2 separate regions of the Homo sapiens genome follow, and region 1 is linked to region 2. Evidence: chromatin contacts called from ENCODE Hi-C or POLR2A ChIA-PET data. All regions are on one chromosome and are shown on one strand. The core of a region is the stretch at or near the end of the contact, and the rest is flanking DNA. Distances in the headings are between cores, read along the strand shown. Region 1 holds the start of NSUN4 (NOP2/Sun RNA methyltransferase 4). Region 2 holds the start of TOE1 (target of EGR1, exonuclease).

Region 1 (3,914 bases), core at 1,193-3,692, 1.0 Mb before region 2:
GAGGTTGGGGTGGGCCCCTGGGAGTGCTATAGGTGTCACACAGGGGCACAATGGGAGGGGGGCCTGTCGAATGATTGAGGGAGCCAGACAGTGGGCAGGGATGGGGGGTGGAGGGAACCACAGAGCATATATGGGTATTGCAGGGGGGCCCTATGGAGGGTCCATGGCGGCTGCTCTGAGCATAACTATTGGCCGAGACAGGATCACAAGGAAGGCAGAGGGGAAAAGAAGTGGGGATAACACTTTTGAGAGCTCTAGGGACCACAGTCAGTAAGGTAGTCCCTGGGGGAAGTTCTTTGGGGCTGGAATTTGAAGGAGTTGTGATGTATGGCTGCATACAAGAAGGACCAGAGAGGCAGGAGGGAGGTGGGGGACAGGTGTGGGCCTTAGCGGGCTTGGGCTGGCCAGAAGGGGTGTGCTGGGGAGTGTTGACTAGGGAGAGACATTTGTGGGGAGTATGTGACTGTCTTAACTCTGGGGACTTAGGGGACTTCGGTTGGGGGGAAACTGGAGTGGGAAGAGGGGGTTCATTATAGCTTCTGCGGGGAAGTGACTGGGGTGGAGATATAAACTGGTTGCCCAGGGGTGAAGGGAAGGAAAGGACAGAATGAGGACCATGGGGACGAGATGGTTCCTGGGAACAGGGGGGACCAGAAGTTGTGGTGTCCGGGGTTAGGATGAGGTAAGAGTTCCCAGTTGCCTCCCAGGAGAGAAGGGACTCAATGCAAGCCTTCCTGGGAGCCTGGGACTGGGGTGAGCAAGGAGAATCAGTACTCCCGGGGCACAGGCAGATGGCATAGCAAGGACTCCCAGGGGTAGGTATGTAGGCCTCTGAGGAAAGATGGGAGTAATGATAAGAGCCCTCCTGAGGTGAGCTGGGAGAGCCAGGCATGCCTGCCTGAGAAGAGAGTGGGAAGCCACAACAATTTTTCTCAAGGGGCAGGTCAAGCTGTGGTTTGGGTTCACAAGAGTCTAGAGGCTTAAGGCTGCCATGGTAAAAGCTGCCAGTAGGTGGGGAAGATGCTGGGGAGAGAAGGGGGTCATTATAACTTCTCCCTGAGAACCAGTGAGAGGGCAGAGAGATCATCAGCCCAGTTTCCAAAACTCTGTGAGAAAGGGTTGGGGAGGCCATAGGACTAGTTTCCACCGGCCGGCGAGCAAGAGGAGGTGAAATCGTGAGGCAAGTTCCCGGGGTCCTATGTGTAGGAGGAGGCGAAATCATGGGTCCAGTTTCCAAGGGTACATGAGTGAGCTGAGGGGAGGTCACTGGGCTCGTTCCCGGGGACTGATGAGCAAGGGGAAAGGAGGTTGCCGGGCTGGTTCCAAAAGCTGAAGGCCATCCGCTAGAGTAACAGAGATTAGTGTGCTGGTCACAGTACGTGCCTTGAAGACAGGGACGCCGCATTCTGGAGGGACTCATCCAGCTGCAATAAGGTGTCCGCTGACAGAGAGGGGGTGACCCCGGAATGCTGAACTGCTCAAAATAAGGGCTGGAGAGTGGGGAACCCGAGTGGCAGGGCTAGCGGCAGTAGGTCCTTTCCAGGAGTGGGGAAGAGGACTCAAAAGACCATCTCCCTGAGTGCGAGGAAGGTTGTGGGGGTGGAAGAGATGGTGGAGGTGGCGAGGGAATCGGCTGGGGTGGGCAGGGGGGCGTGCCGGTCATAGAAGAAATTCCAGGGCTTCCAGTGAGGCAAGAAAAAGGGTCTCTGGAGAAGCAAGGAGAGTCCAGAGGATGAGAGGATTCGTTGCACCTTTTGCCAGGGTTTGGGCCGGCAGTATGGACAGGGTGGTCGCTGTAACCTTGCCCGGTCGCCAGAGGCAGCTCGAGGTTGAGGAAGGGGCTGAATCCTTTCCTGCAAGGCGGCGGAGACCCAGGAGTGCAGGCAAGGTCGCTATGGTATTTTCCGAGGGGTGAGGGCGACCGGGCTGGAAAATCAATGAGGAAAGGAGAAGTCATGTGGGGGAAGAATGGGCAAGGGAAAGGGGGAGGGGAGGGAGGGAAGTAAAAGGGGGAGTGGGGGACAGAAAGGTAGGTGGACACAGCTGGGGAACAAGAGACAGTGACATCACTAAAAGAATGAAGGCGAAGGTGATGACGCAACTTGGGCGGAGTCAGGAGACTGCAGACGTAACAAGTGGAAGACACTAACGCTCGGGACATAGAGTGCGGACAGAGGCGGTGACGGAAAAGACGAGAGAGGGAGGTGCCTAAGGACGTTCCGTGGAGTGCTTGGGAAAGACGCTAGGCGTTCTAGAGGGCCGGGAAACGGAAAGACTGGAGAAGTTTCCACCCTCACTTTTCCCTCCTGCGCCCCCAGCCGGACCTTACCCATTTCTTCTTATATCGATGTCTCCGCGGGACCGTCGCGAGGTCCACACGCTTCAGCAGCTCCCGGACACCCCTCAGTGTCAGCGCAGCCATATCGGCGTGCTCCACGGGGTAATTCCGACCGGAACCGCGACAGGAGACTCGCGTGTTCCGGGGAGGTGGTGAGCGCCACCCGGCGGGACACGAGCGAAAAAAGGGAAAGGAAATACATCTGACGCTCTCCCAGGACTCCGCGCGCCTCTACAGACTCCGCCCAGCCAGGAGTCCCCTGAAGGCTGCTGGAAAAAGAGCAACCTGGCACCCGGAATAATGACTCTGCCTGGATGCTTAGAGCAGTGCGAGGGACTCCCAAGAAGCCCCTAGCCCACTTGGGGGACCAGGGAGGATTAGGAGTTGGTGGTTGAGTACCGAAAGAGTTAGCTAGGCGAAAAGGGGCGGGAAGGGCCTCCTAGGCCGAAATTGCATGGAGGAAGATCCTTAGGTAGAGGAAAATGAGACCAGGCTTGTAGGCAGAAGCAGATTTGCAGTGAAACAAATGAAGCTTAAGTTTCGGGACCTGGCCGGGCGTGGTGGCTCACGCCTGTAATCCCAGCACTTTGGGAGGCCGAGGCGAGCAGATCACGAGGTCAGGAGATCGAGACCCTCCTGGCTAACACGGTGAAACCCCGTCTCTACCAAAAATACAAAAAATTAGCCGGGCGAGGTTGCTGGCGCCTGCAGTCCCAGCTACTCGGGAAGCTGAGGGATGGCGTGAACCCGGGAGGCGGAGCTTGCAGTGAGCCCAGATCGCGCCACTGCACTCCAGCCTGGGCGACAAAGCGAGACTCCGTCTCAAAAAAAAAAAAAAAAAAAAAAAAAGTGGAGGCGTGAATAACCCACCCCTTGTTTAGCGTACCATCAAGAAATAACCATAAAAATGGGCAAGCAGCCCTTGGAGCTGCTCTATCTATGGACTATCCATTCTTTTATTCTTGTACTTTAATAAACTTGCTCTCACTTTGCATTGCGGACTCGCCCTGAATTCTTTCTTGTGCGAGATCCATGAACCTCTCTTGGGGTCCGGATCGGGACCCCTTTCTGGTAACAATGCCTGTAATCCCAGCCAATCTCCCTGCCTTTTGATCTCCCTGCCTCACTCCTACCCACCCTGATAATTGGCTGTTGAATGATCATTTAAAAACACAGTTTCTGATCATGTCCCTCCTCTCCACTGGATCCCTACTGGTGATGTCAAATGTTGTGGGGCCTAACGCTTCCGCAATTTGAGAAGACATAGTTAAGAAAAATAATACAAAACTTGGCCGGGCGCGGTGGCTCACGCTGCCCCCAGCCGAAAGCTTTTTCTTATTTGGCATTTGAATGTGGAATTTTGGAATTTTCTTATTGGCAACAAATACTGTCAGTTATTTTCCTTGAAGTGACAGGCTCACTTTGTTCATTTTTCAAGAAAAAGGCTGGCCGGCACTGTGGCTCATTCCTGTAATCCTAGCACTTGGGAGGCCGAGGTGGGTGGATCACCTGAGGTCAGGAGTTGGAGACCAGCCAGGCCAACGTGGTGAAACCCAGTCTCTACTAAAAATACAAA
Region 2 (4,230 bases), core at 528-3,027:
GGGAGAAAGAGAAGTCTGCTATATCAAGATTTCAGAGAGCCAAGCTAGGAGGATGCAAAAGCTTAAGAATGATACAATGGACTCTGGGGACTCAGGGGGGAAAGGATGGAGGCAGGTGAGGGATAAAAGACTACGCATTGGGCACAGTGTACACTGGGTGATAGGTGCACCAAAATCTCAGAAATTGCCACTAAAGAACTTACTCATTTAACCAAACACCACCTGTTCCCCATAAACCTATTCAAATAAAAAAAAAAAAACTATCAAGTCAAAAAAAAAGATTTGGGAGAGAAATGCTTCCTATCTGATGTTCCCTAGAATCTCTCTACCCTCCACCCCACAGCCACACCTAGGATTGGGGTGAGATCAGCTCATACCTTGTCTGGCTGCCGCTTGAAGCAGGCGAGGCCCAGGGAAAGGATAGAACGGGTCCTGGCAGCATGACACACGGCCTTGTAACGTTCCTCAATGCACCTTGGGGTTGGGTATGGGGGTTGCTGTGGCTAGGAGTTAGCCTTATGAAGGACCCAAACCACCCAGGTCTGTGACCCCCCCACTCCACAGTTGAGGGCTGGCACTAAAGAGAAAAGGGCTTATACTTACTGGTTCAGCAAACTCTTCCTGTCCCCAAGCCCACTCAGCTCCTGTGGGTAGGTAAAGGGAGAGTTGTGACAGGCCTCTAGCACCAGCCCCTTCACAACCACCTGCCCTCCTTGTTTCCCAACTCTCACCGTGTCCACAGCCACGAAATTAGCTGTCTTTATGGCTAGCAGGAGGGATGGCCACATCTCCTTGAAGTTGTTGCTTTGCACATCCACTACGGGAACCTGGACTACTAGCTCCTCCCCAGATGTTGTGCTTTTGCTGACACCACCTGGGGGTTAGGAGGGTGATGGATGTTCATGCTTAAGGAAAGAGCCCAGGGGAACAGACACCAAGCTAGGCCACGGTGATGGTGGTAAGGGGGGTAGTTTCCATTGGTAGCTTTTCCCACAAGCCTTTGTAACCCACGTGTTCTACACACAGGCCTTGGAGTGGAGAATGCCCTGAATTTGGGGAGAGGAAGCCTGAGTCTTCTACTGGCTTGTATGAGCCTGGGTAAATTACTTCCCACCTCGCTTTCACAATCTGTAGAGGAGAAAGTTGGACTAGACGACCTTTGATTCTTTTTTCCCATGTCCTGCAGGAAACATTTTGTAGGGCTTGAGGATCTCAGCTCCCTTAATATCCCACAGGGATCCATACTACTGTTCTCATGGTGCCCCAGCGCCACAAGCAACAGCTCCCAGTAAGCCCCAGAGCCTGGCAGTGCCCCACACCAGAGCTCCCAATACGTCCTACCTTCCTTTGGATCACAACGCTCAATCCACTCCACTGAACTGAATCACAACTATTACTACTAACCGTTATGAGCTCCAGACTACATCTCCCGCCATGCCTCCATCAGCCCCATGCTCCCAACGCTCCAGGCTTTTGCAGCCGGAGCCGCGGTGTACAACGGAACTTGTAGTCTCCTCGTGGCTAGTTCAGGCGGAAGGAGCAGTCCTCTGAAGCTTGAGGAGCCTCTAGAACTATGAGCCCGAGGCCTTCCCCTCTCCCAGAGCGCAGAGGCTTTGAAGGCTACCTCTGGGAAGCCGCTCACCGTCGGAAGCTGCGGGAGCTGAAACTGCGCCATCGTCACTGTCGGCGGCCATGACACCGCTCGTCTCCCGCCTGAGTCGTCTGTGGGTACGCTGGACTTGCGGTCCGTCTCCTGGCGCGGTTCAGGCAGTCGGGGATGGGGCGGGGTCTCGCCGTCGGGTCGCCGATGGGTCGAACTTCCGTTCAGACGTCCCGGGTCCGGCGCGGGGAAGGCAGCCTGGCGCGCGCTAATTGCCTATTGGCCTGTGCTGCCGGCTCGCAGCCCGGGTGGACCCGAGCCACGCCCCCTGGAGTGCGCCGGAAAGCCGGGCGCGCTAGAGCTCGCGGGAGGTAATCTTTCTCTCCTGCTCTCGCGGCGGGAACGCGGGGCCTCCGTGTTCTGCTGTCTTCATCAGCGTGGGCCGCGGGTAGCGGGTAGTGGGGTGGCTGGGTTTGGGCTTTCCAGAGAAGGTGACGCTGCCTGAGCTGAGCTTAAAGCACGCCCAGGAGTTAGACTAGGAGAGGGTCGTGTGGGGGAAAGAAGGGCGTTCTGGGCATCGGTAAATTCCCAGAGAGGATGGAGAGCTCAGTGATCTCCAGAAAGTGAAAGAGGCGGGGAGTGGGCCATCGGAGGAGGCTGCCCAGGGTGTAAGAGCGACCGATTGGTAGGGAAGCTTTTGTAATAATCCAATCAAGTGATAATGTGAACTTGAATTAAGGCTGGCAGTATGGATGGCGAGGAAGGGACAAATTGTGAAGCAGCTAGGCGGTATAGTCGACCTAGAGGGTGATTGAATTTGAAAGAGGTTCCTAGGCCGGGCGCGGTGGCTCACGCCTGTAATCCCAGCACTTTGGGAGGCCGAGGCGGGCGGATTACCTGAGGTCCGGAGTTCAAAACCAGCCTGGCCAACATGGTGAAACCCCGTCTCTACTAAAAGTACAAAAAAAATTAGCTGGGTATGGTGCGGGCGCCTGTAATCCCACTACTTGGGAGGCTGAGGCAGGAGAATCGCTTGAACCTGGGAGGCAGAGGTTGCGGTGAGCCGAGATCACGCCATTTTGCACTTCAGCCTAGGCAACAAGAGCGAAACTCCGTCTCAAAAAAAAAAAAAAAAAAAAAATTCCTATTGGAGACTAGTCCCTCCGTAAACACTACGATTCCCATCCACCTCTGCCTTCCAGTGCTCCTTTGTTACTCATTGTTTATAGTTAATCTTCAGCTTCTCTCAACTGAGCCCATTTCATCATTATTCAGAACTGCTTGGGCCGGGCGCAGTGGCTTATGGCCTGTAATCATCTTAGGAGGCCAAGGTGGGAGGATCGCTTGACCCTAGGAGTTCAAGACTAGCCTGGGCAACATAGTGAAACCTTGTCTCTACAAAAAGAAAATTAAAAATTAGTTGGGCATGGTGGTGCGCACCTGTAGTCCCAGCTACAGGAGGCTGAGGTGAGAGGATGGCTTGAGCCCAGGAGGTCGAGGCTGCAGTGAGCCATGTTCTTATTGCACTCCAGCCTGAGTGGCAGAGCAGCAAAGTGAGGGACACACTGTCTCTAAAAACAAAACAAACAAACAAAAAAAAAACAAAAATAAAAAAACTCTTTGGATTTCTCCTATCCTAAAAAAGGGAAACTCTTTTGACTATCCCCCATCCCATTAATTCATTTAACAGGTATCTATTGTGTACAGTTTACCTGGCACTGACTTTGGACACACACCAATCAACAAGAGAATCAGTCCTTGCACTCAAGTCGTTTTTTACAGTCAAATTCAGGAAGTACACACTGATGGAAAGAATCAAAGTAATGTAAAATTACATTAGGTAAGAGCTACAAGGCAGAAATATGTGATAGGATAAGATGAGGGGACCTGATTTGGACATTTCAGTCAAGACTTGAAAAATGATAAGGTGTTAGGTAAAAGCATAAAAGAGTCCAAACAGAGGAAATGGATTGTGTGAGGCCCCAAGGTGGGCAGACACACTTGAGGTGTTTAAGCAACTAAATTCAGTCAACCTTGGCTAGAGCATAGTGAGGGGATGAGGCGGATGGTGCCCGGATCACTGGACCTGCAAGGCTGTAGTAAGAGGACTGCCTTCTAAGAGCAAGGGTGTGGCAGCCAAATCCCTCCAATGGCCTATAAGGTACTTTGTGACCCTCCTCTCCCCACCTCATCTGGTTTACTTCTCTGACCTCTTCTACCACTCAGTCCCATCTCATTCCATTCTAACCACATTGACCTACTTACTGTACCACAGACATACCAGGCACCCTCCTTGGGGCCTTTGCACTCACTTAGAATGCTTTGGGTCTACCTTGACCACAGTCTTTAAAATTGCAACATTAAACCCCACCTTGGCACTCTTTTTTTTCCCCTCTTGGTCTAATTTTTGCTTTTTATGCTAATATTTATCACCTAACATCTTATGGAATTTACTTATGTTCATTATTCCTTTTCTGTCCCCATTAGAATATAAGCTCCCTGAGGGCAGGAACTTTTGATGTTTTATTTACTGAAGTATGCCAAGTGCCTAAAACTGCTTGGCACATATTAGGGGGCTCTATAAATATTTGCTCAATCTTTTTTTTTCTTTAAGAGACAAGGTCTTGCTG

Evidence for each region. A loop is a pair of places that touch in the nucleus more often than their neighbours do. ChIA-PET counts read pairs that join two places held with the same protein, here RNA polymerase II (POLR2A). Pooled maps may share reads with other maps.
Region 1: a loop to region 2 is called in a pooled map, with 5 times the contacts of the local background. The contact joins the promoter of NSUN4 here to the promoter of TOE1 in region 2. A Hi-C loop is called at or near these places in 4 of 50 pooled maps. POLR2A ChIA-PET finds 5 or more read pairs at or near these places in 4 of 52 experiments (H1, HEK293T, OCI-LY7 and 1 more).

What each region holds. Positions count from the first base shown.
Region 1 is chr1:46,339,335-46,343,248 of GRCh38, reverse strand. NSUN4 (NOP2/Sun RNA methyltransferase 4) reads right to left here and starts at 2,442. Exons shown (of 6, transcript NM_199044.4): 1 at 2,330-2,442. The coding sequence starts at 2,422. RefSeq lists enhancers at 1,155-1,244, 2,372-2,581, 3,242-3,914.
Region 2 is chr1:45,337,717-45,341,946 of GRCh38, reverse strand. TOE1 (target of EGR1, exonuclease) reads right to left here and starts at 1,777. Exons shown (of 8, transcript NM_025077.4): 1 at 1,643-1,777; 2 at 732-874; 3 at 604-644; 4 at 378-474. The coding sequence starts at 1,694. It overlaps MUTYH (mutY DNA glycosylase), which reads left to right and starts at 1,977. Exons shown (of 16, transcript NM_001048174.2): 1 at 1,977-2,048. RefSeq lists enhancers at 452-1,118, 1,417-1,766, 1,119-1,787, 1,788-2,455.